Regions from separate parts of the Homo sapiens genome. Here region 2 is linked to region 1. Evidence: chromatin loops called from intact Hi-C (ENCODE). Cell type or tissue: heart right ventricle. All regions are shown on one strand. Each heading gives the region's core, and the rest is flanking DNA. Links, peaks and the distances in the headings are about the cores only.

Region 1 (15,735 bases), core at 4,231-12,230:
TGTCTCAGGAAGATGGTAGATATATAACAGATTGAAATCTTACATAGTTTCTGCATTGGATTCCTGCATTGGATTCCAGCTTTCAATAGATAAGAAATTAGCCTGGCTAGGCACTGTGGCTCACACCTGTAATTCCAGCACTTTCAGATGCTGAGCCGGGCAGATTGCTTGAACCCAAAAGTTCAAGACTAGCCTGGGAAACATAGCGAAATCCCATCTCTACAAAAAATGTAAAAATCAGCTGGGTGTGGTGGCACATGCCTATAGTCCCAGCTACATGGGAGGCTGAGGTGGGAGGAATCACTTGAGCCCAAGAGGTCAAGGCTGCAGTGAGCTGTGATCACACCACCGTACTCCAGCCTGGGCGACAGTGATACCCTATTTAAAAAAAAAAAAAAAAGCCTGAGAAAACAGTTGGAAAGGAAGATAACAGATTGCATAACGATCGGCCTGGAGTAGGACTTAGAGAAGCCATCTGGAGTATTGAAGACATCCAGATGAACTGCTTTTGAAGAAGCTTCCACAGTGGAGTATCTTGTTGACCTTTGAGGGAAGGGGGGTGAAAATAACATATTAGGAAATGTCCTAGACAGTTGTTCCAGCCTTTTCTCCTATTATTTTCTAGCCAACTTCTCCCAAAGAAGGCTTCACATTGTGAAAAATAATTGCTTTTTTCTTTCTTTTTTTTTTTTTTTAGTGACTTGGTTCCAGTCACTTTTAAGGATCTAAGGTGACTCTGAGTTAGACAGGAAATGAGTCCTGAGAACAGATATGAGGAGGAAAGAAAAGGGCTTGCTGTTTTATTTCCCCTCCTTTCTCTCACCTCAGTGGGCAGATCTGGGTGACTGTGGTTGATTGTGTGGGTGGGCTCCCACCCTCCAAAACAAGTCACTCTTTCCCTGCCTGGCCCTGAGACCTCCGTCACTTGTCTTAACCTCTTCATGTCTCTGTTTCTTTCCTGCAAGGTGAAGGTCATTAAACGAGATAATTAAAATTACTTTCAAGAGTGGTAGAAGCCTAATTCACGTGAACTCACATGAATGCGAGGTGGTACTATTACAGTCATTACCTTTAAAATTATAGCAGCATGCCCAACAAGACACAGTGGAGGCAAAGGGTCGTTGGACAGAACTCAGCTGAATGCCAATGTTAGTTTTGTTTCCTTAACGTGTAGTATCGGTTCCAAATGGAATTGAATCATCAAGTATGCTTACCTGGTTTATTATGCCAAGTAACAAGATTGGCCAATCCTTCTTATTTATTGTTCAGAAACTATAGAAGAAAGCAGCCAACAAATGATGATGGTTTTTCAGTGACTCATGCCTCCTTTGATTAGAATCCAATGTAGCCTACTCCTTATCCTGGCATCATTACTAGATATTGCCTTTTATTTTGACTAATGGAGCACATGAATGGATAGATTTTAAAGAAATGCCTAGGCTGGGCGCAGCAGCTCACGCCTGTAATCCCAGCACTTTGGGAGGCCAAGGCAGGCGGATCACCTGAGGTCGGGAGTTTGAGACCAGCCTGATCAATATGGAGAAACGCCGTCTCTACTAAAAATGCAAAATTAGCCGGGTGTGGTGGCACATGTCTGTAATCTCAGCTACTTGGGAGGCTGAGGCAGGAGAATTGCTTGAACCCAGGAGGTGGAGGTTGCAGTGAGCTGAGAATGCACCATTGCACTCCAGCCTGGGCAACAAGAGCGAAACTCCATTTCAAAAAAAAAAAAAAAAAAACATGGCCAGTTGTTTCACTGCTCTCTGACAGAATCCTGACAGAATCTCTTGCTCTAGGTAGAACAACCAATTTTTTATTTTAGGCTACTCATCTGTGACCTTGATAATATGGAGTTAGAATTCCTTCCTCCTTTCTATTTCTTTCCGCACTCCCTGTCTCCTTCTTTCTCTTTCCTCCCTTCTCCCTTCCTCCCTCTCTTCCTTCTTCTGTCTTTCCTTCTCCTTTTCCCTCCATTCCGCCCCTCTCCTTCCTCCTTCCCTCCTCCTTTCTTTTTCTTTCTTTCGTCTCTCTCCCCCTCCTTCCTTCTCTTTCTCTTTTCTTTTTTTGAGACAGGGTCTCCATCTGTCACCCAGGCTGGACTGCAATGACATGATCATTGCTCACTGCAGCCTTGACCCCTGGGCTCAAGCAATCCTCCCGACTCAGCTTTTCAAGTAGCTGGGACTACAGGCACATGCCACCACGCCCAACTACTATTTTTGTACTTTTTGTAGAGACGGGGTTTCACCATGTTGCCCAAGCTGGTCTCGAACTCTCCAGGCTCAAGCAGTGCACCCCTCTTGGCCTCCCAAAGTGTTGGGATTACAGGCATGAGCCACCACACCTGACCTCTGTCTCTCCTTCCTTCTCTTTCTCATCTCCTCTGTGCCAGGCTCTGTCCTGGGTGTTCATCATACAACAAAGAGAAAAGAGACAAGATTCCTGCCCCTATGGAGTTGGCATTCTTGTGTGGAGAAGAGAATAAACACACTAATATGTGGTATTAACATTTATCACACGTTGATGATATATGCAAGGAAAAATAAATAAGCATGAAGGGCAAAAGAGGTGAGGGCTTACTATTTTGTCCAGGTGACTCAGGGAGCCTTATTAATAGGTGACTTTTCATTCAGTCAACAAACATCTGTAAGATAGTTACCGTACATTGTACTGTATTCTGGGTGCTGGGGATGTAGCTAAACAAAATAAGCAAAAATCCCTTTGCTCTGGGAGTGTACATTCCGGTTAGAAGAGATTATTAATAAATAAATTTTATTTATTTTTGAGATGGAGTCTCACACTCTGTCGCCCAGGCTGGAGTGCAATGGCACAATCTCAGCTCACTGCAACCTCCGCCTCCAGGTTCAAGCAGTTCTCCTGCCCCAGCCTACCATGTAGCTGGGATTACAGGCACACACCATCATGTCCAGCTAATTTTTGTATTTTTGTAGAGACGGGGCTTCGCCATGTTGGCCAGGCTGGTCTCAGACTCCTGACCTCAGGTGTTCCACCTGCCTTGGCCTCCCAAAGTGCTGGGATTATAGGCATGAGCCACTGTGCCCAGCCTAATAAATTTTAAAGTCTGATAGCAGATGAGAAGTGCTATGGACAACAATGTAAAGAAGGGGGACTGGCAAGGCTGGGGTTTAAATATGGTGGTGATTGATTGGGCTCCTAAAAAGGTGACATTAGAGCTAGGACAGTAAGGTGAGGGGCTAAGCCTTGTGGCTACGGGGGAAGAGCATTCCAGGTACAGGAACAGACACTGTGTGGCCCCAAGCTCCAGGACCAGGGAGACAGCAGGGTGGCTGTAGATGAGAGGGAAAGAGAGCAGGTAGATTTTGGGTTTTACTCTGAGAGAAGTGAGAACCCACTGCAGAGTTTCGAGCCGAGGAGTAACTCCATCTGATTACCTTTGGAAAGAATCAGCCTGCCCTCCATGTTGGAGCTAGACTGAAGGGCATGCTGTCTGGGGCTACCTCTAATCCGGGTGAGGGAGAACAGAGCTTCAGCCAAGCAGCTTGCAGGGAGGTGAGGAGAGGTTTTAGGTTCTGGAAACATTTGGAAGGCAGAGCCTAGGGCTTACGGATGAATAGGGAGCAGGGTAGGAGGGAAGATGAGACTCCAGCATGACTCTAGGTGTTTGGCATGAGCACCTGGGAGATGGGGTTGCCTTTTACTGACGTGAGGAAGCCTGGGGGATAATGGAGTTATGAGGGAAATTGAGGGGTTCAGTCTTAGGTTTGAGTAGACACTTGAAGTTTGAAATTTAGCTTCCTTTGGCTAAATATGGAAACATTTGGGGGAACCACCCTCTTCTTGAATAAAATGCTAATAAGTGCGTATAGAATGTCAGGGCCAAATAAGAACCCTTGCAGAGTTCAGCTGCCTGCAGCAGTTGCTAAGGCTAGAAACTGGGCACCTTTTTCAATGTTTTTCCTCCCAGACCCCCTGCCCGGATGAAGTGAGTTGTAAAATGCTGCCTCTGCCTCTGAAAGTTCTGCCAGAAATCCCACCCTTTCTGTCTGCACCACCTTATTAGCCTCCGCCTTTGGCCCCTGTTGCCAGAGGACAGTAAGGACTTTCTGCACTCTTGTCTTGGCCACAGATTAACACCATCTTTTCCTGGAGTCCTTGGTCAGGGTTATCATTTCTTTCTTTTCTTTTTTTTTTTTTTTTTAAGACAGAGTCTCGCTCTGTCACCCAGGCTGGAGTGCAATGGTGTGATCTTGGCTCACTGCGTCCTCTGCCTCCTGTGTTAAGAGATTTTCCTGCTTCAGCCTCCTGAGTAGCTGGAATTACAGGCATGCACCACCACACCCAGCTAATTTTTGTATTTTTAGTAGAGATTTGTTAGTAGAGCCTCTGCCTCCCGTAGTGTTGGAATTACAGGCATGAGCCACCGCTCCAGGCCTAGGGTTATCATTTCTAAAATGCAAATCTGATTAAAACAGTTCATGTTGTTGAGGCCCCAGCCTCTTTGCACAGATGGATCCTGCACTTCTGCTCCCCACCTCCTCACCTCTGCAGGTGCTTCAACTTCAGGAACCAACTCACTTCTTCCAGAATAGCTTCCTAGGCCCCCTTCCCTGCTCTATGTCCTCATCGTCCCTGTTACTTCTCCATCACAGCAGAGAGGCTTCTGTGCGCCGAATTCCTAGGGTCTGCCTTACCTTAGACTTTAAGCTTCATAGGGACAGGAGCCACGTTGCTCACCAGCAGCTGACTGAATACCTGCCACGAGGTCGGGACGTGTTGTTTACTCAATGCATGGGAGAACTCAGATGGCCTCTCCCTGCTTAGCACACAAATTCCAAATGCCGCTAGCACCCAAGGCCTTCCCAGCCTTGCCTCAGTCTGCTTTCCAGTCTCCTCTTCCAACTCTCTTCTTCTTCCTCCCCTGTCTACCCGCACTTTAGTAACTGAACTAATCCTGTGTGCCTTCAGTGCTGCAGAATATTTGCCCCCAGGGATTTCTTTCCAGAAATGCCTTTCTCCTCTCACTTTCTATCTCCCAATCAGATAGTGGCCCAGCTTGGGACTTGACCTTCAAGGCCAACTCAGCATCCCTCCTGTCTCTCTCCATCCCTGATCATCAGGTATAATTGACTGCTTTCTCCTCCACTTCTCCCGCTAGCAATACTCACAGTGAATGTCATGGTAAGGTGTTTATTTGCCACTGATGGGCGGGTAGTAGAGGAACAATGGAATTTTACATTTTAGGAGGCTTGTTCCTTATAATTATCTTAGCTCTTTTATAAAGCACTGATAGGTAACAAAATTACAGGTTTGAACTCAGAAAGCTTGCAAAGTTTTTGTTTTTGTTTTGTTTTTAGGATAACTTTAGGGAGATTTCTAAGTATTGTATAGGTTCAGTTAACCAACATAACATGTTTTTTAGGAGTATAAACATTATAGAGATGTCTGCCGACTAATTAGTATGTCGATTGTAGTTTTAATCGTGAAAATTGGGGTGGGAACAGCTAAAGGCAGAGCTAACTGGTTTTTTCCCAGGTATTTATCATGAGTTGTGTGCCTTAGGCTGTGTTCCCTTTTGAATGTGGTTTTTCTGGTTGTTCTGACAGCACTGCTAAGTGTGCCCTTTGACATTACTGGAGAACTAATTTATATTGATGGTGCCACTCATATCTTTGGAAACTGGATATGTTCTGATCAGCTCATTGATTTCTAACCTGTAGGATTACAGTAAAATTTAGACCTGAGGCACCACCCAGAAACTCCTGCTGCTGTATGTGGCCTGAATGAATCAAAATATGCTTGGACAGCTCATTATTTAACAGAAAACTCTGCCTTTGGCTTTTGAAGAGCAGATGTCCAAATGTAACTTGTCAGCCTGATTTTTGGAAGCTTGAGCAAGGGGAACCTGGTTATCTCAGACCATTTCGTAATTATAAAGAAAGTGAATTGAAGGATCAGGAAGTAAGTGAATTGAAGGATCAGGAAGTAAGGGAATTGCCTAACAATAGGAGATGCACCACGCCCAGTGCTGAGAGAGGTAGACTATATCACGCTTAATAAAACTGTCTGAATGAGTGATGGACTACTCCCATATCCTCTAAAGGAGGTAGTCTGACTCCTACAGAAACAGCTCCATTTTGATTTTAGGAGGTGGTTGTGATATAAGACTTACCATCTTAATTCTGCCATCAGTTGCAATCAGCATTAATTGCAAATCTCTTTCTGACAAAAATTCAAGTCCAGGCAGGGTGCAATGGCTCACGCCTGTAATTCCAGCACTTTGGGAGGCTGAGGTGGGCAGATCACTTGAAAAGGAGTTCAAAACCAGCCTGACCAACATGGTGAAACCCTGTCTCTACTAAAAATACAAAAATTAGCTAGGTGTGGTGGCACGTGCCTGTAATCCCAGCTATCAGGAAGCTGAGGCAGGAGAATCGCTTGAACCTAGGAGGCAGAAGTTGCAGTGAGCCGAGATCGTGCCACTGCACTCCAGCCTGGGCGACAGAGCGAGACTCTGTTACAGAACAAAACAAACAAAATTCACATCCATGTTTCTAGAAGAACGGTGACTTTAACTCGTATCTGACTGTCCCTTTGCTGTTCTGTCCTTAACATTGGGGCATGTTGACATGTTTTCACCTACAGGTATATTGCCATGAACTTGCGATCTGCCGCAGTAGGCAAGCCCCAGTATACCTGTCCCCTGCGTGTGGTTTGCCCCCAAGGGGTAGCCTCCCCACTGGCTGGCTTGCAGTGCATCTCAAAGTCCCTGTCTCAGCCTCTCCTTCTCCTCTATCCCATTTCTACCCATCTGGAGCTCCTGCCTCAACAATTTGGCTCCAGGGGTACCCTGTTCTGAGGGTGGGCCGGCTGGAGGCAGGAGAAAGGAGCCTTGTGTCTCACGGAGTGAGGAAGATCCCAAACTGGATGGAGGCAAAGTGGATGGTAACTAAATTCTGTGGTGCCATTGCATATAGAACACAGGCCTGTCAAGGCAAGTGGCATTTTGTGGACTGCTCTGGAAAGTGCTAAACAAATTTTGAGACATCTAACCGAAATGTGAAATATTGGACTGCGGTTCCCATTGGCAGCTGGGGTGGGTGGGCACCTAGGGAAGCTTGCTAGGCTGAGGCACTTCTGCCTGAGTGCAAGAAAAAGCAGTTCTCATTAGCTGGGCATGGTGGCATGCACCTGTAGTCCCAGCTACTCAGGAGGCTGAGGCAGGAGAATCGCTTGAACCTGGGAGGCAGAGGTTGCAGTGAGCTGAGATCGCACCACTGCACTTCAGCCTGAGTGAGAGAGTGAGACTCTGTCTCAAAAAAAAAAAAAAAAAAATGCAGTTCAGCAGTTCTCAGCATGAGGGTTTTATGAGCAGGATGCTGGGCTGGCTGGGTTTTAATCTGGACTCTACCGCACACTTGTGAGACCATGGACAAGTTTCTTGACCTCAGTGTCTTCATTTATACAAGGGGAATAACAGGACCTACCTTATTGGATCCTTGTATATTTAAATGCATTTGTGTGTGTTAAATGTTTGGTATGGTACTTGACACATAGCATTGGCTCAATAAATGCTAGCTGGTGCTATCATTAATACATTATGAAATCAGAATTACAAATAAAAGTTCTTCGATCAGATCTACTATTTGCTGTGCATTTGGGATGCCCCAGGCTCAGTGCTCCTGAATGAGCTTACTTTCCCCACATCCATTTCAATTATCTACTCTGGAGTCATCTTTGGCCGTTTCTTGCCATTTGAGATAGTCCGATGGCATTTATGATATTTTAAAAATCAATTTAGAGTGAAGTGTGTGTGTTTTCATGAATTAAGGCTCAAACCAGTTGCCTACTGGCTTAATGAAGTACTAGCAGTTTCTTGCTTTACCCCAGCACCTCCAAGGAGCCTTGCACTGAGTTTCTTGCTGGTGGGTCTTGATTTTTAACTAAATGAGGAATTGGTGAATGAATGGTCTTCCATTCACAGTGGGTTTGGAGTGGGAAGGCGCACGGGCATACCTAGAAAGGCTCTAGAGAAACTAGCTTTATTTGAACCCAAGGAAGGCATTTAATAGCAGAGCAGGGAGAAGGGAGCCAATCAGATCTGGCAGGGCAGGCCCAGGAGGAAATACGGCTCTGAGGATGGAAGAGTCGTGGGGCAGGCAGAATGCGTGGCTCTAGGGAATGGCGGCCAGGCCTTCCTGGCCATCAGAGGTTTTGCGCAATGCATACACTTGGCTCTGCTTTCTTTCTGAGCTGGTCCTCCCCTTAATATGCCTGGGTCAGACCACGGTTGAGCAAGGAAGCTGTCCTGTCTGAGTACACTTCCCAAAGCCACCTGTCACTCACCATCAAGATAAGGATACTCAGCCACCCACCTTACTCACTGGGAAGCTGCCCACCTGATCCTTCATGGAAAGTGGAAGGCGGGCTCTGTTTATCTAGGCTGGTAAAGTCCTTGTGGAGCAGCTGGGAAAACAAGAACATCTCTGAATTTGTAGAATTATCATCTACCTCTGGCTTCTTGGACTTTTTAACTGGTTACAGTGTTTGCTGCTATGGTCAGCCCAAGGGTTAAGCCTTTCTCTTGGGTGTGTGTTTCATTTTACAGCATAACTCATTTCCTCCTTGCATCAATTTCCACTTCTATCCTTGGCATAGGGATTTGTTACCAACTTGGCATGCAACCGTCTCTTGCATTTTATTTTTAGAACTTGGAGTAAGGATTAGCTATGTAATATTTTGAATCCTTCATACTGACTTTGGTAAAATACACAATAGAGAAAGCTTTAAAAGCTTAGCTTTTTTTTTTTTTTTTTGGCATGTAAACAGTAAAAATGGCCTTTTAGAATTCTAATCTGGACTATGTTTTCCTCCCTCAATTCCCTTGACTGGTTATTTTTAGGATTTACAGATGGCTTTGGAGAATAGGTATGATTCTAGGATTCTTCTTAGTAGCTTAAGAAAATTCTTTTTTTTCTTTTCTTTTCTTTTCTTTTTTTTTTTTTTTTTTTTTTTTGAGACAGGGTCTCACTCTGTTGCCCAGGCTGGAGTACAGTGGCATGATCTTTGCTCACTGCAACCTCCGCCTCCTGGGTTCAAGCAATTTTCCTGCCTCAGCCTCCCCAGTAGCTGGGACTACAGGTGCCCCCCACCACACCTGGCTAATTTTTGTATCTCTTAGTAGAGATGGGGTTTCACTATGTTGGCAAGGCTGGTCTCGAACTCCTGACTGCAGGTGATCTGCCTGCCTCAGCCTCCCAAAATGCTGGGATTACAGGCGTGAGCCACTGCTCCCAGCCAGAATTCCTTATATCTCATTATAAAAGTGATATCTAGGATATTTGTAGACTGTATATAATGTATAATTGTTAATTGTCTTGCTTTATACCCTATAGATTTTTTAAAAATCAATTTAGAGCTCTCTGTGTATATATTTGTATGTGTGTGTGTTTTCATGAGTGAAGACCCAAACCAGTTGCTTGCTGGCTTCAGGCAGTAAAACCAAAATGCCTGGCAAGTCTTAGATCTAATCCTGCTTATACTTCATTTCCTGGACCAGTGCTGGCTTAGGGAACTTTCTGGGATGATGAAAGTGTTCTGCTTTTTTTTTTTTTAGATGGAGTTTTGCTCTCGTTGCCCAAGCTGGAGTGCAATGGCACGATCTTGGCTCACTGCAACCTCTGCCTCCTGGGTTCAAGCGATTCTCCTGCCTCAGCCTCCTGAGTAGCTGAGATTACAGGCGCGCACCACCAAGCCTGGTTAATTTTTTGTTATTTTAGTAGAAACAAGGTTTCACCATGTTAGCGAGGCTGGTCTCGAACTCCTGACCTTAGGTGATCCACCCACCTCGCCCTCCCCAAGTGCTGGCATTACAGGCATGAGCCACCGAGCCTGGCCCAAAAGCGTTCCTGTTTCTAGCCCCTAGTCACAGGTGGCTGTTGAACACTTGAAATGAGGCTAGTGCAACTGCTGATCTGGCTTCTAATTTTAGCTAATTTAATAGCCACACATGGCTCGTGGCCACTGTACTGGATGGCACAATGGCCTTGGGTTTTTCTTACCTGAGCAGCAGAAGGCTTTCTGAGGAAATGGAGCTTGGGTTGTGTGAGATGATGCGAGAATTAGAGGGGCATGTACAACTGCCCCCTTCCCCACCTGCTTAGTCTGCGACTCTACTGGACCTATGCCTTCTCCCGGAGCTGATGAGCTCACCTTAGTTCTTAGAGCTTCAATTCTTGAATGCTGCAAGCCTGCCTGAGGTTGGCTTCCTTTTATCCTGTGGATAAACTGTAGGATTCCAACGTCCTTTTTGATAGACCTCACCTCTCTCTTCCTTATTCATTACTTTCCCCATCACTCTCTGACTGCCCATGACATGGAAAGATTTGCAATTTCAAGAACAGGCTGTTCTTACCTCTAGACCTGTGCAAATCGGACACTCTCCACCTGAAATGCTCTGTCCCTTTCATGCACCTGTCTGACTCCTACATGTCCTGTAGGTCTCAGGTTAGACCTCAATTTCTGCAACACCTCCTCTAGGAAAGGCTTTCTTGACCTCTCCTAGGACAGGTGGATGCATTACCTAGTATGTATACTGGGTGGATTCCCATCACAGCACACTTGATTGAAACTGCTTCTTTACCTACAAGTCCCTCCTCCTGCCCTAGAGCTTCTTAAAGGGTGGTCCCTGTACCGGCAGCACTGGCATCACCCGGGAGCTTGATGGAAATGAAGAGTCTTGGACCCCAGCCCAGTCCCCCTGAGTCAGAAATCCTGAGTGTAGGTGCTAGCAATTTGTGCTCAACAAGCCCACCAGAGGATTTTCATATGTGCTAAAGTTTCAGAGCCATTGGGCTGAACTCTTAGCCCCATTAAGGTAGGATGTGTGATTTTTGGTTTCCCACTGTCCCTAGCTTTTAGCACACTGCCTGGCTAGATACTTGAGAAACACAGTCAGAGAAGAAATTCCAGTTATTCTTTTGGCAACTTGTCTGATCAGGAAATTTTTTAGTTGAAATCAGTTTAAATCTCTTCTCCTTTCTCCAAAGGAGATAAAGAACAACTGAGTACTTAAAAAAAATTTATTGTTATCTGGGCTCGGTGGCTCCTGCCTGTGGATCACCTGAGGTCAGGAGTTCGAGACCAGCCTGGCCAATATGGTGAAACCGTGTCTTTACTAAAAATACAAAAAATCAGCCAGGCGTGGTGGCAGGCACCTGTAATCCCAGCTACTTGGGAGGCTGAGGCAGGAGAATCACTTGAATCTGGGAGGCAGAGGTTGCAGTGAGCCAAGATGGCACCATTGCACTCCAGCCTGGGCAACAAGAGCAAAACTCTGTCTCAAAAAAAGAAAAGAAAAGAAAAAAAAATTATTGTGATAAAATATACACAACATACAATCTACCATCTTAACATTTTTTTTTTTCTTTTTGAGACAGAGTCTTGCTTTGTTGCCCCAGCTGGAGTGCAATAGCATGATCTCAGCTCACTGCAACCTCTGCCTCCGGGGTTCGAGCGATTCTCCTGCCTCAGCCTCCTGAGTAGCTGAGATTACAGGCACCTGCCACCATGCCCGGCTAATTTTTGTATTTTTAGTAAAGACGGGGTTTCACCATGTTGGCCAGACTGGTCTCTAACTCCTGCCCTCAGATGATCCAGTCAGCTTCCCAAAGTGCTCGGATTACAGGTGTGAGCCAATGCGCTTGACCTTAACCTTTTTTTTTTTTTTTCTTTTGAGACAGAGTCTCACTCTGTCACCCAGGCTAGAGTGCAGTGGCGCGATCTTGGCTTACTGCAACCTCCACCTCCTGGGTTCAAGCAATTTTCCTGCCTTAACCTCCTAAGTAGCTGGGACTACAGGTGCCCGCCACTATGTCTGGCTAATTTTTTGTATTTTTAGTAGAGACGCGGTTTCACCATATTGACCAGGCTGGTCTCGAACTCCTGACCTTGTGATCCGCCTGCCTTGACCTCCCAAAGTGCTGGGATTAAAGGCATGAGCCACTGCACCCGACCCAACCATTTTTAATTATACACTTCAGTGTCTTTAAGGGCATTCACATGGTTGTGCAGCCATCACCGCCATCCACCTCCAGAAGTTCTTCTCCAACTGAAGCTCTGCACTCATTAAACAACTCCCCTTCCTCCCAACCTTTGGCAACCATCATCCTGCTTTCTGTCTCTGAATTTGCCTACTCTGCATTCCTAATGTAAGTGAAATCATACATCATGTGTCCTTCTGTGACTGGTTTATTTTACTTAGCATGTCTTTATGCATGTGCCAGGATTTCCTTTTTAAGGCCAAATGATAGTTCCTTGTCTCTATACCACATTTTGTGTATCCAGTTATCAGATAGCATTTGGATTGTTTCTACCTCTTTGCTTTTGTGAATATCACTGTTGTGAACATGGGTCTACTGTATAAATATCTGCTCGGATTCCTGCCTTCAATTCTTTTGGGTATATACCCAGAAGTGAGATTGCTAGATCCTATGGTAATTCTATGTTTATTTTTTGAGGAACCATTATGCTGTTTTCCACAGTGGCTACACCGTTTTATATTCCCACTGGCAGTGCAAAAGTGTTTCAACTCCTCTGCAGCCTCACCAACACTTATTTTCTGTTTTTTTTTTTTTTTTTTTTTTTGACAACTGAAAGTGAAAAGTTAATTCAAGAATAGTGTCAGGCTGGGCACAGTGTCTCACACCTGTAATCCTAGCATTTTGGGAGGCTGAGGCAGGTGGATCACTTGAGGCCAGGAGTTTGAGACCAGCCTGCCTAACATGGTAAAACCCCATCTCTACTAAAAATACAAAAATTAGCCGGGTGTGGTGGCAGGAGCTTGTAATCACAGCTACTGAGGAGGCTGAGGCAGGAGAAACACTTGAACCCAGGAGGCAGAGGTTGCAGTGAGCCGAGATCACACCACTGCACTCCAGCCTGGGCTACAGAGCAAGACTCGGTATGAAAGAAAGAAAGAAAGAGAGAAAGAGAGAAAGAAAGAAAGAGAGAAAGAGAGAAAAAGAGAAAGAAAGAAAGAAAGAGGGAGAGAAAGAAAGAAAAAGAAAGAAAGAAAGAAAAAGAAAGAAAGAAAGAAGGAAGGAAGAAAAGAAGAAAGAAAGAAGGAAGGAAGGAAGGAAAGAAGGAAGGAAGGAAGGCAGGCTCCCTGGGGCAGGTGGCTGCACAGTCATGGCGGAGGTGACCAAAGCCACATCATGTCCGTCGTTCGTTCATCTGTCCATGCCAGATGGATCGTGGGGAAGGTGATTGGGACAAAAATACAAAAGACTGCTAAAGCGAGAGTGACCGGGCTTGTTCTGGATCCCTATTTATTAAAGTATTATAATAAGTGGAAAACCTCCTTTGTTCACGATGGCCTTCGGCAGTGCACAGCTGGGGATATCGTGCTTCTCAGAGCTTTACCTGTCCCATGAACGAAGCATGTGAAACATGAACAGGCCAAGATCATTTTCAAAGTTGGAAAAGTCATAGATCCAGTGACAGGAAAGCCCCGTGCAGGAACTACCTACCTGGAGAGTCTGTTGAGTTTAGAAACTACCCAGCTAAGCAAAAATCTGGAAGAACTCAGTATCTCTTCGGCACACTGAAGGAGGAGTGGAAGGAGCTAAAGGGAAAGATTGACATGTTTATGTTATGCAAAAATAAATTTTTCAAAGCTTCATCCCCCCGCCCCCCAAAAAAAAGAACAGTGAAGAATTGTGTCAGAGGAAGAGAAAGTTTTCCAAACTTTCTTCAATTTACTTACTTGGTCAATTAAAACCCAGACATTGAGTACTTATTGTGTGATAAGTTGCTATGTTAAAAGAAATGACATCAATAGAATTGATTCTAGTAGGTTCTGTTTAGTTCTAACAAACTTGAAAATGTTTGTTGGAATTTGAAAAATAAATGCATATGAAAGCTTAAATGTTGAAATGTTACCTCTCGTTTCTGATACAATTTGTGGAAACAGAGCTCTATCTTTAGAGTACAATTTTTTTTTTTTCTTTTGAGATGGGGTTTCGCTCTTCTTGCCCAGGCTGGAGTGCTGTGGCACGATCTCGGCTCACCGCAATCTCCGCCTCCCAGGTTCAAGCGAATCTCCTGCCTTAGCCTCCCTAGTAGCTGGGATTATAGGCACGTGCCACCAAGCCCGGCTGATTTTGTATTTTTAGTAGAGACAGGGCCTCTCCATGTTGGTCAGGCTGGTCTCGAACCTTGACCTCAGGTGATCTGCCCGCTTCGGCTTCCCAAAGTGCTGGGATTACAGGCATGAGCCACCGCGCCCGGCCTAGAGTACAATTTTTTAACAACCATTTCATTCTGACAATCAATCCTAAGAAATGACTTGATAACAGTGCAAAAAACGTGTGTTCAAGGAGTTCATTTTCCCTCACTTAGATTCTCATTCTTTGAACTCCTGACTTTCTTAGAACTCCAAGTGCCAGTTATCTTTGGATCAAGAGAAGTAATCTCTATCAACATCTGGTTGCTATGTCTCAGATTTTTAAAAGATTGTTCAAGGCTGTAAAGACACAGCCTTGAATTACTACGTTTGGGAAGCACATTGCTTCATCAGGAGATAATGGGTTTGGTAGTTTAAGTAACAGAGAGTATTGCTGTAGGAAAGATATTCCAAGTGTTAAAAAGGAACAATGAAAAAGCAAAAAAGTAAGTAGGTTCATGTTTATGGTGCTGGGCACATGCACCACTGTTCACTGTAAATATCTTCGATTTGTCATCACTTGAGGATCACGGGATATAAGCAGCCTATTGCTCTCCTCTTCTGCCTTTACTGTGTGTTCCACTCTTGAGAGTAAGACTTAATGCAAGAGGGCATTCTTTCAACTAGGTACCATGTGTGTCACTATACATTTGCCAAACCCCACACAACAAAGAGTGAACCCTAGTGAACTGTGGACTTCATGTAAACTAGGGACTTTAGTTACAATATGTCATTACTGGGGCCGGGCACATTGGCTCACACCTGTAATCTCAGCACTTCGGGGGGCTGACGCGGGCAGATCACTTGAGGTCAGGAGTTCAAGACCAGCCTGGCCAACATGGTGAAACCCTGTCTCTACTGAAAATACAAAAATTAGCCAGGCGTGTTGGCGGGCACCTGTAGTCCCAGTTACTCAGGAGGCTGAGGCAGGAGAATCGCTTGAACCTGGGAAATGGGGGTTGCAGTGAGCCGAGATCACATTACTGCACTACAGCCTGGGTAACAGAGTGAGACCCTGTCTCAAAAGAAAAAAAAAATATATATATATATATGTGTGTGTGTGTGTATCTCATTATTGGCTCATCAGTTGTAACAAATGTGCCACTCTAATGCAAGATGTGAACAGCGTACACTAAGGCACGGGGCTGAAAGGATATGTGGGGATTGCCACTCCATTTTTCCGTAAACCTAAAACTATTCAGTAATAATCCTTTTTTTTTTTTTTTTTTTTTTTAACAGTCTTGCTCTGTCACCAGGCTGGAGTGCAGTGGCGCAATCTCGGCTCACTGCAACCTCCACCTCCCAGGTTCAAGTGATTTTCCTGCCTCAGCCTCCCGAGCAGCTTGGACTACAGGTGTGTACCACCATGCCCAGCTAATTTTTGTATTTTTAGAGATGGGGTTTCACCATGTTGGCCAGAAAGGTCTCAATCTTTTGACCTTGTGATCCGCCCGCCTCAGCCTCCCAAAGTGCTGGGATTACAGACGTGAGCCACTGTACCTGGCCTAGTCCATTAAAAAAAAAAATAGGAA
Region 2 (15,735 bases), core at 2,605-10,604, 51 kb before region 1:
GCATCACTTGCTTCCTTTTGCAGAAAAGTGAAAAAATTAATATCCTGGGCTTAATCCAATGCTTCAAAATTTCTTCTTCTATTTCTATCACCTTGCGATTTTGGTTTCTCTGTTATAAATGATTTTAAAGCCAAACAGAAATAGTTTAGAACCATATTATGCTCTGTACCCAGAGGTCAGGAGTTCAAAACCAGCCTGGCCAACATGGTGAAACCCCATCTCTACTAAAAAATACAAAAATTAGCTGGGCATGGCTGTGCATACCTGTCGTCCCAGCTACTTGGGAAGCTGAGACAAGAGAATTGCTTGGACCAGGGAGGCGGAGGATGCAGTGAGCCAAGATTGCACCATCGCACTCAAGCCTGGGCGACAGAGTGAGACTTCATCTCTCAAAAAAAAAAAAAAAAAAAAAGTCCAAAACAGATTGAAAAAAGAAAAACTGGTCCTCACCTCGGGTAATTTGAGAAGCACTGATTTAAAATAGTAGCTCTCGATCCTGCTTTATTTCTCTTCATGGCTTTTACTAACACCTCAGATTATAAACCTCTGCCTGTTTGGTCATTTGTTTCTTGCCCATCTCTTAGACTAGGGTGCAGCTCAGTGGGAATAGGAGCCTCCTCATTCACCATTATACTTCTAGATCCTCAGCAGTTGCTGTCGCATGGTAGATGGTCTGTATTTGTTTTCATGGAGAAAGGACTCAGTTCTCAGGCATAACAAGTGAGGTGAATGAGTTCACTTGGCTAAAGTTGCCCAGGATTTCCTCAGTGTCCAGATGCAGTCTCCTTATCTAATATTAAACATGTCTGTTACCAAATATTCTCTATTAATTAGCACTGTTGATACAGCTCTGTGATCACAGCACTTGTCCTGATTTTCTGAGTCCCAGGAATCCTGACACCTAAGCATACTCACTAATAATTGAATGAGCCATTGAATGAGCCATGGACCTGCTATTGAGAATTGGGGACACACAAATAAATTTTAGATATTTTCCTTTTTTTTTTTTTTTGAGATAGAGTCTCACTGTCTCCCAGGCTGGAGTGCAGTGGCATTATTTTGGCTCACTGCAACCTCCACTTCCTGGGTTCAAGCGATTCTCCTGCCTCAGACTTCCAAGTAGCTGGGATTACAGGCACCCACCACCACGTCCAGCTAATTTTTGTATTTTTAGTAGAGATGGGGTTTCATCCTGTTGGCCAGGCTTGTCTCAAACTCCTGATCTCAGGTGACCCACCCACCTGGGCCTCCCAAAGTGCTGGGATTACAGGCGTGAGCCACCACGCCAGGCCCATTTTAGATATTTTCATCCAAATGATCACAATTTTGAACTTTTTTTTTTGTCACAAAAGTGGTAAGTTTTAGTTATCTAGAAAACGAATCAATATAAATGTTTTCATGCCCTGATGAGGGGCTCAATTAATGAGGTCACAAGAAGTCTCTCTCTTGCATGCATTTAGATTATGAAAAAAACCAAGAGGATGAGACTTTTCTTTTTTGAGACACAGTCTCTCTCTGACACCCAGGCTGGAGTGCAGTAGCATGATCACAGCTCACTGCAGCCTTGATCACCTGGGCTCAAGTGATTCTTCCACTTCAGCCTCCCAAATAGCTGGGACTACAGGCACTTGCTACCACACCTGGCTATTTATTTTATTTTATTTTATTTTAAGAGATGGGATCTCACCATGTTGCCCAGGCTGGTCTGGAACTCTCGGATTCAAGCGATCCTCTCGCTTTGGTCTCCCAAATTTCTGGGATTATAGGCATGAGCCACCACTCCTAGCTGAGACTTTTCAAACAAAACTTCAGACTTTTCAAACAGAACTGGCCAGGCGCGGTGGCTAATGGCAAGGTGTGGTGGCTCACGCTTGTAATCGCAACACTCTGGGAGGCCGAGACGGGCGGATCCCTTGAAGTCAGGAGTTCGAGACCAGCCTGGCCAACATGGTGAAACCCTGTCTCTACTAAAAATACAAAAATTAGCTGGGCATGATGGCACGTGCCTGTAATCCCAGCTACTTGGGAGGCTGAGGCAGGAGAATCGCTTGAACCAGGGAGTCGGAGGTTGTGGTGATCTGAGATTGCGCCACTGCATTTCAGCCTGGCAACAGAGTGAGACTCCATCAAAAGAAAGAAAGAAGGAAGGAAGGAAGGAAGGAAGGAAGGAAGGAAGGAAGGAAGGAAGGAAGCAAGCAAGCCCCAAGGAGGGATGCAGAGCAAGATGGCCGAAGAGAAGCCTCCAGCAATTGTTCTGTTCATAGGAACGCCACATTTGCCAACTATCTACACTAAAGAGCACCTTCATAAGAACCAAAAATCAGGTTAGCAATCACAATACGTAGTTTTAAATTCATATCACTGACAGAGGCACTGAAGAGGGTAGAAAGGAAAGTCTTGAATCTCTGATGCCACCCCTCTCCCATCCTCTAGTAGTGGCTACTTAGTGCAGAGAGAGAAACTGTGTGCTTGTGGGAAGAGGAGTGCAGAGGCTGGGGCTTTGCATTAGAACTCAGTGCTGCCAGCACAGGGCAGAACTCAGCTGGTGCCTATGGAGGGAGCATTTAAACCAGCCTTAGCCAGAGGGACATTGCCCATACCAGTGGCTGGAATTTGAGTTTTGGTAAGCCTTGCCACCATGGGCTAAATGGCCCTGGGGTCCTAAATAAACTTAAAAGGCTGTCTAGGCCACAAAGGCTGCAAATCCCAGGCAAGTCCTAGTGCTGCGCTGGGCTTGGAGCCAGGGTACTGTGGGGGCACACAACCTAGTGAGACACTAGTCACGGGTGCTAAGGGAGTACTCCCCCAATCCCAGGCAGCACAGCTTGCAGCAATGAAAGTGACTCCTTCCTTCTGCTTGAATAGAGGAGAGGGAAGAGTAAAGATGACTTTGTTTTGCACCTTGGATACGAGCTCAGCTGCAGGATAGGGCACTGGGCAGAGTCGGGAGGCCCCTATTCCAGGCACTAGCTCCTGGATGACATTTCTAGACACACCTGGGCCAGAAGGGAATCCGCTGCCTTGAAGGGGAGGACCCAGTCCTGGCAGGATCCATCACCTGCTGACTAAAGAGCCCTTGAGCCCTGAATAATCAGCAGTGGTAGCCAGGTAGGATATGCTGTGGGCCCCGGGTGAGAAACTCTGAGATGTGCTGGCTTCAGATGTGACGCAGCATATTCCCAGCTGTAGTGGCTCTGAGGAGAGACTCCTTCTGCTTGAGAAAAGAAGAATAAAGGGGACTTGGTCCTGCAGCTTAGGTATCAGGCCTGCCACAGTGGAGAAGAGCACCAGGCAGCCTCTGGGGGTCCTCAATTCCAGGCCGTGGCTCTTGGACTGCACTTCTGGACCTAACCTGGCCCAGAGAGAAGCCCACTGCCCTGAAGGGTGAGTCCCAGGCCTGGCAGCATTCACCACAAGCTGACTGAAGAGCCCTTGGGCCTTAAGGGCACATTGGTGGTGTCCTGGCAGTCAGTCACCTTCCCTATGCACCTGTGGGAGTGGTGAGTGGTGGACACGGGGAGAGACTCCTCTGCCTGGGGAAAGGGGAGGGAAGAGTGGGAAGAGCTTTTTTATTTTTTTTTTATTTTTATTTTTTTTGTGGTTTCAGTGCTAGCTTAGCTGCAGTAGAATAGAGCACCAGATAGATTCCTAAGGTTTCCAACTCCAGGCCCTAGCTCCTGGATAGCATCTCTGGACCCACTCAGGGGATTTGCCACCCCGAAGGGAATGATACAAGGCTGGCTGGCTTCACCATCAGCTGATTAGAGAACTCTAGGGCCTTGAGCGAACGTAGGTCGTGGTTACAGCAAGCCTTGGGCAAGACCCAGTTCTGTGCTGGCTTTTGATCTGACCCAGTACCGTCCCAGTGGTGGTGGCCACAGGGGTGCTTGTGTCACCCCTCCCCTAGCTCCAAGCAGCTCAGCACAGAGAGACAGACTGTTTGTTTGGGAGAAAATAAGGGCAGAGAACAAGAGTCTTTGTCTGGTAATCTAGAGAATTCTTCTGGATCTTATCCAAGACACCAAGGCTTCTATAACTCTGCAAGAACCGTAGTGTTACTGGGCTTGGGGTAGCACCTAATGCAGATACAGCTGCAGTGACCACAAATGTAGATCACAACACCCAAGTCCTTTAGAATACCTGTAAAGCCTTCCTAAGAATGATGAATATAAAGAAACCCAAACTGCAAAGACTACAATAAATATCTAACTCTTCTATGCCTAGACACCAACAAACATACACAAGCATCAAGACCATCCAGGAAAAAGTGACCTCACCAAACAAACTAAATAAGGCACCGGGGCTAATCTTGGAGAGACAGAAATATGTGACCTTTCAGACGGATAATTGAAAATAGCTGTTTTGAAGAAACTCAAAGAAATTCAAGATCACACAGAGAATGAATTCAGAATCTTATCAGATAAATTTAACAAAGGAATTGAAATGATTAAAAAGAATCAAGCAGAAATGATGCCCCAGGAAATAAGTGTTCACTGAGATGAGAAAAGTGTGAAAACACTGAAGGGTTAGAAGAAAAGATAATCCAGATCTGTTGATCCCAACCTTGGCTGCACACTAGAATTACTTGAATTCTAATGTGAGCAGTTGTAAATCCTGATGCCTGGCCACACTAAACCAATCAAATCAGTAATTTTAAAACTCCACAGGTGATTCCAGTGTGCCTGCAGACTTGCCCACCACTGATCCAGAACAGCCCTCCACAAACCTTAACCTGCATATAAATCATTTTCATTTTTTTTTTTTTTGAGGCAGAGTATTGCTCTATCACCCAGGCTGGAGGGCCGTGGCACAATCTTGACTCACTGCAACTTCTGCCTCCAGGGTTTAAGTGATTCTCATGCCTCAGCCTCCTGAGTAGCTGGGATTATAGGTGTGCATCACCGCATCTAGCTAATTTTGATATTTTTAGTAGAGACAACATTTCACCATGTTGACCATGCTGGTCTCAAACTCCTGGCCTCAAATGCTCTTCCCACCTTGGCCTCCCAAAGTGCTGGAATTAGTGGCATGAGCCACCACACCTGGCCTAAGTCATTTGCATTTCTTTCTTTCTTTCCTTCCTTCCTTCCTTCTTTTGAGACAGCGTCTGGCTCTGTCTCCCAGGTTGGAGTGCAGTGGCTTGATCTCAGCTCACTGCAATCTCTGCCTCCTGCTCTCAAGCCATCTTCCCACCTCAGCCTCCTAAGTAGCTGGGATTACAGGCACATGCCACCACATCTGGCTAATTTTTATATATATATATATATTTGTTGTAGAGATGGGGTTTCGCTGTGTTGCCCAGGCTAGTCTTGAACTCCTGAGCTCAAGCAGTCTGCCAGCCTCGACCTCCCAAAGTGCTGGGATTGCAGCCATGAGCCCCCGCATCTGGCCAAGATGCCGCATGTCTAACAAGCTTCCAACTGCTGCTGCTCCTGGTCCAGGGACCATACTTTGAGGAACAAGCCTCAAGAAGGTAGGTGGCAGGCCAAATTGCAATTGATGAACAAGTAGCAGGATAGCAGGCAAGACTTTGAGAAGCATCTTCAGCACATTATTTTTTTATTGTGGGAAAATATACACAACACAAAATTTACCATCACAACCATTATTATTATTATTTTTTAATTTGAGATGGAGTTTTGCTCTTGTTGCCCAGGGTGGAGTGCAATGGTGCAGTCTTGGCTCACTGCAATCTCCACTTCCCAGGTTCAAGCTCCTGCCTCAGTCTCCCAAGTAGCTGGGATTACAGGCGCCCACCACTACACCCAGCTAATTTTTATATTTTTAGTAGAGACGAGGTTTCATCATGTTGGCCAGGCTGGTCTCGAACTCCTGACCTCAGGTGATCCATTCGCCTTGGCCTCCCAAAGTGCTGGGATTACAGGTGTGAGCCACTGCACTGGGCCTCATCTTAACCATTTTTAAGTATACAGTTCAATGACATTAAGTACAATCATGATTGTGCAACCATCACCACCATCCACCTCCAGAAATTTTTCATCTTCCCAAACAACAACTCTGTCCCCATTAAACACGAACTCCCTCTAACCCCTCTCTCTAGCCCAGCAGTCCCCAGTCTTTTTGGCACCAAGGACTGGTTTTGTGGAGGACAATTTTTCCACAAACCAGGGTGGGGGATGGTTTTGGGATGATTCAAGTGCATTACATTTATTGTGCACTTTGTTTCTATTATTATTACATTGTAATATATAATGAAATAATTATACAGCTCACCATAATGTAGAATCAGTGGGAGCCCTGAGCTTGTTTTCCTGCAACTAGATGGTCCCATCTGGGGGTGATGGGAGACAGTGACAGATCATCACTCTCATAAGGAGTGAACAACCTAGATCCCTTGCCTGTGCAGTTCACAGTAGGGTTTGTGGTCCTGTGAGAATCTAATGCTGCAGCTGATCTGACAGGAGGCGGAGCTCAGGCAGTAATGTGAGTGAGACTGGTACTGGTCTGTGGCCTGGGGGCTGGGGGCCTCTGCTCTAGCCTCTGGCAAACACCATTCTACATTCTGTCTCTATGAATTTAACTATTCTAGGGACCTCACAAAAGTGGAATTGTACAGTATTTATCCTTTTGCGACTGGCTTGTTTTACTTAGCATCATGTTCTCAAGGTTCATTCACATGTCAGAATTTCCTACCTGTTTAAGGCTGAATAATATTTCATTGTATACATAGATGCATTATTTTTGAGCAAATTTATCTCTGTAAGAAAAGTGATCAGCTGTTTTGATTATAAAAGAACATACCCAGGGTGCTTCAGAGCAAAGGGAATCTATTAAACAACACCAAAGTCACTTCCCTAAATGGGCTGTCCTTTGTAATATGAAGATGACCTCCTTCTAGGGGTTCTGATCCGCCATCCTTTTCCCGTTCAACGTCAGTCAGGAAGTTCCTGGTTATCAATGGCATAACACGTTAGTTAGCAAGTAGTCAGCTGCTGCACTGTGATGATGAAGCTCAAAGCTAAGCTGCTGGAATAGGGCCAGAGGGATGAGGTCACCAGTGAGCCTGGCTCTCATGCTCTCAGGTGACCTCAAAGTGACAGAGAAGCTTTCGGTGGAAACACCTCAGTGACAACTCTGGGGACAGCACTGGTAATCAGTTTTTCCTGGTAGAGGTACTGCCGCCTCAGAAAAAGGAGGAAAAATAAATCCCCCAAAGGAAACGAACAAGGAGTTCTTTGCTGGACTAAAATGAAAAGGTTGACACCCAAAAATAAAACAATGTGAGAACATTCCAAAGGAAATACCCGGTCTGCATTTAGAAACATGAGAACTTACTTCCAGCAAGCCAGTAAGAACCAAACTGACCACCTGTGGGGAGTTTTTTTTTTTTTTTTATGAGTCTCAAATATAAGGAAGCTTTCCCCAAGGTCCAATCCTGATACAATCTCACCACGATCCCTGCAGTCTGGGGTTGACTTCTTCCTTGGAGCATAAACTTTTTCCCTGTTGCTCTTTTTCTGTGCTTACTTGGCATTTGTGAAGAAGGACTTATCTAGTTAGCGCTTGAACAGGAGGGAATTTTCTGCTCTGTATTCCAGAAACAGCCTGGCAGGATCTTAGATCTGAGAATTCAATGGGTCTGGGATGGAATGCTTCCTCTGCTACTCAGTATCTTTAGACAAGTTATTTATTTATACTACCACAGTTTCATTTATCTCATTGGTAAAATGAAGCTGAAGATAACTTCCACATAGGATTATCATAACGATGACACAAGATAGTCTTTATAAAAGTGTCTGGTCAATTTTCAAAAAAAGACATTTATGCAACCAACAAACACATGAAAAACAGCTCAACATCACTGACCATTAGAGAAACGCAAAAGAAAACCACAATGAGATACCATCTCACACCAGTCAGAATGGTAATTGTTAACAAATCAAGAAACAACAGATGCTGGCGAGGCTGTGGAGAGATAGGAACACTTTTGTATTCTTGGTGGGGAAGTAAATTAGTTCAACCATTGTGGAAGACAGTGTGGTGAGTCCTCAAAGACTTAGAACTAGAAATACCATTTGACCCAGCAATCCCATTACTGGGTATATACCAAAAGGAATATAAATCATTCTATTATAAAGATACATGTGTGCATATGTTCACTGCAGCACTATTCACAATAGCAAAGACATGGAATCAACCCAAATGCCCATCAATGATAGACTGGATAAAGAAAATGTGGTACATATACACCATGGAATACTATGCAGCCATAAAAAGGAACGAGATCATGTCCTTTGCAGGGACATGGATGGAGCTGGAAGCCATTATCCTCAGCAAACTAACGCAGGAACAGAAAACCAAACACTGGGTGTTCTCACTTATAAGTGGGAGCTGAATAAAGAGAACACATGGACACAGAGGGGAACAACACACACCAGGGCCTGGTGGTGGGGCAGCAGTGCTGGGGCTTGGGGTGGGGGGGCAGGAGGAAGGAGATCATCATGGTAAATAGCGAATGCATGCTGGGCTTAATACCTAAGTGATGCGTTAACAGGTGCAGCAAACCACCATGGCACACATTTACCTATGTAACAAACCTGCACGTCCTGCACATGTATCCTGGAATTTAAAATAAAATTTTAAAAAACTAAAAAAATTAATCAATAAAAGTGTCTGGTTACAGGGCACACTATAAATGTTGGTATGGATGTCCTTTCTGTATTTCTAATCCAGGCACTGTTAGGTAGAGGGAAACCAATGATGAGCATAAGTAGACAATGCCCACCCTCAAAGAGCTTCCAGTGTAGAAGGGAGACAGAGTGGGAAAGGAACAGAGTGATATGAGAATTATGAGAGCTATGATGAGGCTCCTTTGGCAAAGGTTTCTCCTGGAAGAGACCACTGACCTGCAGCCTGGAAGGTAAACTGGCCTTAACCAGGTGAGCGATAAGGCCTGTTCCAGGCCAAGGCCTCAAGGTGGCAAGTGACAGTGTTTGAGAGAAGACAGGATAGCTGAAGCCAAAAGAGAGAAGTTGAAACAGAGTGGAGGGAAGTGCCAGACTGGGCAGAGTGTTGATAGCCATGCCAGGTAGCTTTGTCTTTATTCTAAGATCACGGGAAGTCCTTGGGGGCGGGCAGTCACTGTTGAAGGCTAACATTTCACTTTTGGAAAGCTCCTTGGTCCCAGAGACAGACGGTGGCAGACCGGGATGGTGATGATAGAGATGGAGACAAGAAGATGGATTGGGAGCTTTGGGGGCCATAAAACCATGGGTTTCACATGGTATTTGCTCTAGACGCATTTGGAGAATAAATTGACGAATAGGATTGATGACTGACCCAGACATCAGTCTGAGACACAGGAAAAGTGGTGTGTGTATAATTTGGCTATAACCAGGAATGAAGGAGTGTGCACAGCTTGAATGAGCCCCAAAAACATTCTGCTGCGTGGAAGACATCAGTGACAGTGACAAAGGACCATGTAAGTGATTCCATTTCTATGAGATGTTAAGAATAGGCAAAAACTATTGAGATAAAGGAAATCAGTGGTTGCCAGGGTTGGGGAAATTGAGGGGTGACAGCCAAAGGGTATGGGGTTTCCTCCTGAAGCGATGAAAATGTTTTAAAATTGATTGTGGTGATCATTGAGCAACCCTACGAATATACTAAAATCCATTGAATTGCACATTTTAGATAGGTGAATTGTGTGGTATATAAATTACCTCTTTCTCTCTTTTTTTAGCTATGTCCTACGGGAAGGAATAAATTATATCTCAATGAAACTGTTACCAAAATAAGTCACATGGGGAGAAGAGTGTGAGAAGAAGGCTCATGGTCATGGGTACTGCTGCTCACTGCCTGAATAGTCCAGTGGGCCTGACCCCCAGGGTGGTGAGGTGGGTATTTCCTAACTCAGCATCCTCCCTGGCCCTTAATCCCACTCCCTGATGTTGGCCCTGACTCCTTCCAGAGCAAATGAGATGGTTCTGTCTTCAGACTTCCAGGAAAGGAAAAGAGAGGACAGTGTATTCTTTTTTTTTAAATTAATTAATTAATTAATTAACTAATTCTTTTTTTTGAGACAGAGTCTCGCTCTGTCACCCAGGCTGGAGGGCAATGGCGTGATCTTGGCTCACTCTGACCCCCACCTCCCAGCTTCAAGTGATTCTCCTGCCTCAGCCTCCCGAGTAGCTGGGATTATAGGCATGTGCCACCATGCCTGGCTGACTGTTTTTGTATTTTTTAGTAGAGATGGGGTTTCGCCATATTGGCCAGGCTGGTCTCGAACTCCCAACCTCAGGTGATCTGCCTGCCTTGGCCTCCCAAAGTGCTGAGATTATAGGCGTGCACCAACATGCCCAGCCCAGCAGTGTATTCTTCTAACTACCTCATTGCTACCTACTTCACTCTATGGATCTGGGGCAAAGAACTGTCATGTGACAGCAGCTGCCACTGAACAGTGACTAAGGGGAGGACAGAAACTCCTGCTCATCCTCCAGGTCTCTATTCTTGGAGAAGGTCACCTTCTCCAAGAAGCCTCCTGGGACTTCCAAAAATGAGTCAGGGCCCCTCCTCAGTCTTCTCACGGGCCTTCCCCCTTGTGAACACTTGTCCTACCAGGGATTGATGGCTTGTTTCCTTGCTCTCGGCTCACTGAGCTCTCATCTCCTCCAGGGCCAGCACTGGGGCTTGCTCACCAGTTCTATCCTCAGCACTGTGACAGAGGCTTGTGCAGATCTTATGGCCACAGCAGCCAAAACAAAGATGGGTCTGAGGGAGGTGCTAGGAGTCCCTACTGCGGGGAGCAAAGCGAGCATGAATGAGCATGTGCAGATGACCTCACGCTTCCCTAGAGCAGGGATCACGCTTGCATTGCTCAAGCTCTGGGCGTCTCTCCTCCTTCCAAAACAACTCCAGGTTGTGCACAGAGGTGACACTTCCTGACTGACCAACCTCTCATCTTCTACCCTGTGGGGGACCAACAGGAATCGCCAATGCTCATACTAAAGTGCTTTTGTTTTATTTTCCCTTTCAATACATTGTCTGAACTTTTGAGATTCGGGCTTTAAATGAATGTATCCTTGTTATATATATAAATATATGATATATGTAACATATATGTTATATGTGTAACATATATGTTATATGTGTAACATATATGTTATGTTTTATGTTATATATATTATATATATATTATATCCTTCTGCTGAGGAAGGTTGAGTTTTAAGGTTATTTGCATCTCTCCTAGATCTTACCCTGTTTTTTACTCACTATATTCTTTCTTTAAAAGGTGGAAAGTTTAGTCTTCTCATTTATTTCAGCCAGGAATATATTCAGCTATGAGTGACAGTGAACTGAGAGCTAGTGGCTTAAACACATAAAGATTTTATTTTCTTACTAAAAATAAGTCCAGAGTGGGGGTGGTCTGGGCTGAGGAAGTGGCACCACGATGTCATCAGGGAGCCACGCTCTTTTTATGTTTCTGGTCCACCCTCCTCAGTAAATGACTTCCATCTGCAAAGTCCCCTCAGATCCAAGATGGCAACCACTTAGCAGCCATCATCATCACATCTCTGACTTGAAGACTAAAGAAAAGGGTGTGTTTCTGGACTTTCAGGGAGTTTTTGGAAGTCTCATGTAACATTCTGCCTACACCTCATGGGTCAGAACCTTATCACATGACCACATGACGCTGAAGGGAGACTGGGACACATGGTCCTTTAGCTGGGCATGCTGCTGCCCCCAAATAATATCAGGATCTGTGACTGGGGGAAAGTGGAGTATGGATGGTGAAGCAGGTGAAGTCCCCATCCTCCACCATGCAATTAACTTCCACTGCTGTGTGAGTGTAAATGATATTCCAAGTGAAAGTCTCCTTGCACCCACGTTGACAGGGCTCCTGTGCCTTTTAACTGGGTCAGTCTTTTGGTTCTAGAATAATGGGCAGTGTCCCCTTGTGGCTTGAGGGGGTCTAAACACTGCCTGCTGCAAGAGCTCAAGACGATCTCTCTTCCTCAGACTTGACTGCAACTGCTGCCTAAAATTTCACCACTAAAGAGTTATGCCATTGAGATGAAATATTAATTTCTATTTTAAATGAAGGTATTCTGAGAAGGGTTAACACATAGAACTGCACCCTGTCATTCCTCTTTCATCTAGCAGGAGTGGAGACAGTGAATTGTGGGGAGAGGAGAGACAGCAGTCCTATCACCATCACGGACGTCATTGCTTGAAGAGGGAGGGGCTGGGCTAAGTCTTGGCAGGACCCAGAAAATCAGAGGGTGAGTTTTTCCAGCACCTCAGTGGGGAAAGACAAACCCATGAATAGAGGCTATTGTAAGGGAATGTAGAAAGTGTCCCCAGTAGACTTAGAATCAAAGACTTAGTTTTCAAAGGGAGCTTGGCGATCATCAGGTCAAACACACCCATTTTACAGATGATGAAACGGAGTCTGAAAAAGGCCAAGTGACCTGACTGAGGACCACAAAGGGCTAGTAGCAAGCACAGGTGTCAGACCCTCTCTCCTGATTCCTAGTCCAGGAATTGTTACAAGTTGTTGTTTTCTTTCTTTCTCCTTTCTTTCCTTTCCCCCTTCCCTCCCTTCCTTTCCTCTCCCCTCCCCTCCCCTCTCCTTCCCTTTCCTTTTGACAGTGTCTTACTCTGTTGCCCAGGCTAGTGGCACCATCAAAGCCCATTGCAGACTTGACCTTTTAGGCTCAAGCAATCCTCCTGCTTCAACCTCCCAAATAGCTGGGACTACTACAGGCACATGCCACCATGCCCAATTAAATTTTTTTTGTACAGACAGGGTATCACTATGTTGCCCAGGCTGCTCTTGAACTCCTGACCTCAAGTGATCCTCCTGCCTGAGCCTCCAAAAGTGCTGGGACTGTAGGCATGAGCCACTGTGCCCAGTCACAGGTTGTCTTTTATTTTTGTTCCACAGAGGACTAGGGCTCCTTGGAGAGGGCTGAAGAGGAGAGGAAGGAGGGGTGAAGCTCTGGGTCCTATCAGGTGTGAAACCAGGTTTCATGGGGCCTGAAGTTTATACAACTGAGGAAGAGGAGAGTTCTTTAAGAAAAAAAAAATTACAAAATTTGACCAGGCGTGGTGGCTCATGCCTGTAATCCCAGCACTTTGGGAGGCCAAGGTGGATGGATCACCTGAGGTCCGGAGTTTGAGACCAGCCTGGCCAACATGGTGAAACCCTGTCTCTACTAAAATAAATTAGCCAGGCATGGTGGCTTGTGCCTGTAGTCCAAGATACTTGGGAGACTGAGGCAGGAGAATCACTACAACCCAGGAGGTGGAGGTTGCAGTGAGCCAAGATCACACTACCGCACTCCACCCTGGGCAACAGAGTGAGATTCTGTCTCAAAAAAAATTTTTTTTTACCAAATTAATAATGTAAAATGAGGCATAAGACTTTGGAGAGTCCCTGAAGTTTAAGTATCATTAGCTTTATGGTAAACCTGACACAGGGGCCATCCATTGTGCCAATCATGTCAGCTGCCCCAGTCCCTCCTGTTTTACACATGACTCTCCTGTTTTGAGGTGTTAGAGTTAAAGAAAACAACAACTGAAAGTTCAGTATAAAAAAGTTTAAAAACTACCATTATGCATATCACTGTCACTCAGCACAGCTGAGGACCAGACAGTTTAGCCTACAGAATCACCTGCCAGCATTTGATTGTCTACATCTTTGAGAAATTAAGTATTTTAGGTGAGTCATAGGAAAGATGCCTGTGTAGGTCTTCAGTGCTGGGACTCAGAGAAGCACAGCAATCCTGTGCTTTGACTCACAAGATGGAATGTGAGCAATTCTTGATCAGGTGCCCCACAGATGTCATGGATTGTTTAGATTTGAATACAAGTGCATTTTTAAATTGCTATCCAATGAAGCATTCCTTAAAAAGCCAAGATTTTCTTCTGCATTGTTTCAGAACTGTTAGGAACTGGATTAGGGAATATGATTTGAAGGACAGAAAATATGGATCAGTTAATCATCATCAACCGCTGTGAAATTCCCACCTTTTACTCTTTCATTTGGGATAAAAATATTGAAGATTGTGATTAAATGCCTATATGTTTTGTGTAAGGAGGGTTCATCATTGTATTTTGTGAATTAATTTATTAGATTAGCTACGTTAGCTCTAAAAGGTAAGCAATGGTTTTAGGTCAGTTTTAATTGTAAAGAAAATGTGAAGAGGATAGGTTGGGCAAGGCATCAAGTGGTGGGAAGAGAAGTCTAGGGATCCAGAGAACAAGAAAGACTCCAAAGGGAATAGCCTGGAAAAGATGTTTCATTGTTGCCAAGCTTACCCCAGGTCAATTGCAGTTGGATAAAAGTAAGTGTAACTGAGAAAGATAATCCAAATTCAAATATTTTTGTTGCTGTTTTTAAAAAAATGCATCCTAAAAAACTGCATTACTTTTTGATTGAGAAAGTAGGCCGGGCACGGTGGCTCACGCCTATAATCCCATCACTTTGGGAGGCCAAGGCGAGCAGATCACCTGAGGTCAGGAGTTCAAGACCAGCTTGGCCAATATGGTGAAACCCCATCTCTACTAAAAATGCAAAAAATAGCCGGGCATGGTGGTGTGTGCATGTAGTCCCAGCTACTCGGGAGGCTGAGGCAGGAGAACCACTTGAACCTGGGAGGCAGAGGTTGCAGTAAGCTGAGATTGTGCCACTGCACTCCAGCCTGGGTGACAAGGGTGAAACTCCATCTTAAAAAAAAAAAAAGAGAAAAAGAAAAAGGAATGCATGCCTACACTAAGGCACACTACAGTGATATTTTAGAATCAGAGGAAAAGCTTCCAGAAAGTGGAAAGCTGGTTACATACAAAGGATTGAGAATCAGAATAATATCAAGCATCTGACAGCAACACTGGAATCTAGGATATATTGAAACAAGGCCTTCAAAATTCTAAGGAAAAAAAATGCATTCCAACCTAGAATGCTATACCCAGCTAAACTATGAATGCAGACTAAACACATTTTTAAATACACATGATGTGCAGACCCTGTGGGTTGCCTATCCAACAGCTATTCCCCCAATCCCTTCTTTCCTATTGACTTGAGACCTGTTCTCACAATAGAAGATGTAAATGATATATATTCATTTTCTGAGACTTCCGTGCAGCTAAGGTATGACTCAGTTTCTGACAAATGAAATTAGCCAGCTGCTGTAGCCACCTGTGACATAAAGCGGACACATCATCATTGTTGTGATGAAGGCACAGCAAGGGTACAAAAAGTGCCTGGGTCCTGATGACATCATTGAGCTGCTAACTATTCAGAGAGTTAGAGATGACCTAATAATAGTAATAAAAATCCTATTTGTATTCCAGAATGCTATTATTTATAATTGAAGGCATCCTAGGTGATACCTTAGGCCTCAAAAAAGTTTTCTCTAGTGTTCTCTTTTTCAGATGTGCTCCACCAGAACTAGCAAGTACAACAAAAAAGGAATTCTCAGGATGATGACAGTGATCATTTCATCGTAAAGCAAGAGGACAGAGTCCACAGCCGGGAATGTCTCATGGGAAAAAAATGCAAACAGTTGAATTTTGTGTCTGGCCATACTGAGAGGTGCTTTATGGTTATGTGAGACATTTTGGAACTGAATTAATGATAGGCACATGGAAGACAAAGTAAATGAGGGGGAAAGGCAATTATTAACTCAACACAAATCCAAAAAACTTTATGAGAAAGGAAGTGCAATGTTACTATACTGCATGGCTTAACTGCAAACAGTATTTCCATAGTCA

The links. Hi-C counts contacts between places; a loop is a spot of excess contacts. Peaks named below come from ENCODE experiments on the same cell type or tissue, not always from the same donor. Only the 100,000 strongest peaks of a DNase experiment are listed, where the experiment ranks them.
Region 2: it touches region 1 in a loop (2.3-fold over the local background); 11 of 110 quality-filtered maps call a loop at or near these places.

What each region holds. Positions count from the first base shown.
Region 1 is chr18:57,761,647-57,777,381 of GRCh38, reverse strand. The region is part of intron 1 of ATP8B1 (ATPase phospholipid transporting 8B1); the gene reads left to right. It overlaps LOC124904310 (a long non-coding RNA gene), which reads right to left and starts at 6,290. Exons shown (of 2, transcript XR_007066388.1): 1 at 6,152-6,290; 2 at 1-958. It also overlaps the pseudogene MRPS17P7. RefSeq lists an enhancer at 358-1,557. In heart right ventricle, for the core only: no CTCF peak of the experiment used is centred there; a DNase peak (open chromatin) is centred at 8,287; H3K27ac peaks cover 6,478 bases.
Region 2 is chr18:57,811,459-57,827,193 of GRCh38, reverse strand. No RefSeq gene overlaps it. Among named protein-coding and RNA genes, the nearest start is that of ATP8B1, 16 kb to the right of the region's middle. RefSeq lists a silencer at 3,950-4,150 and an enhancer at 10,683-10,977. In heart right ventricle, for the core only: no CTCF peak of the experiment used is centred there; a DNase peak (open chromatin) is centred at 6,993; H3K4me3 peaks cover 583 bases; H3K27ac peaks cover 2,039 bases.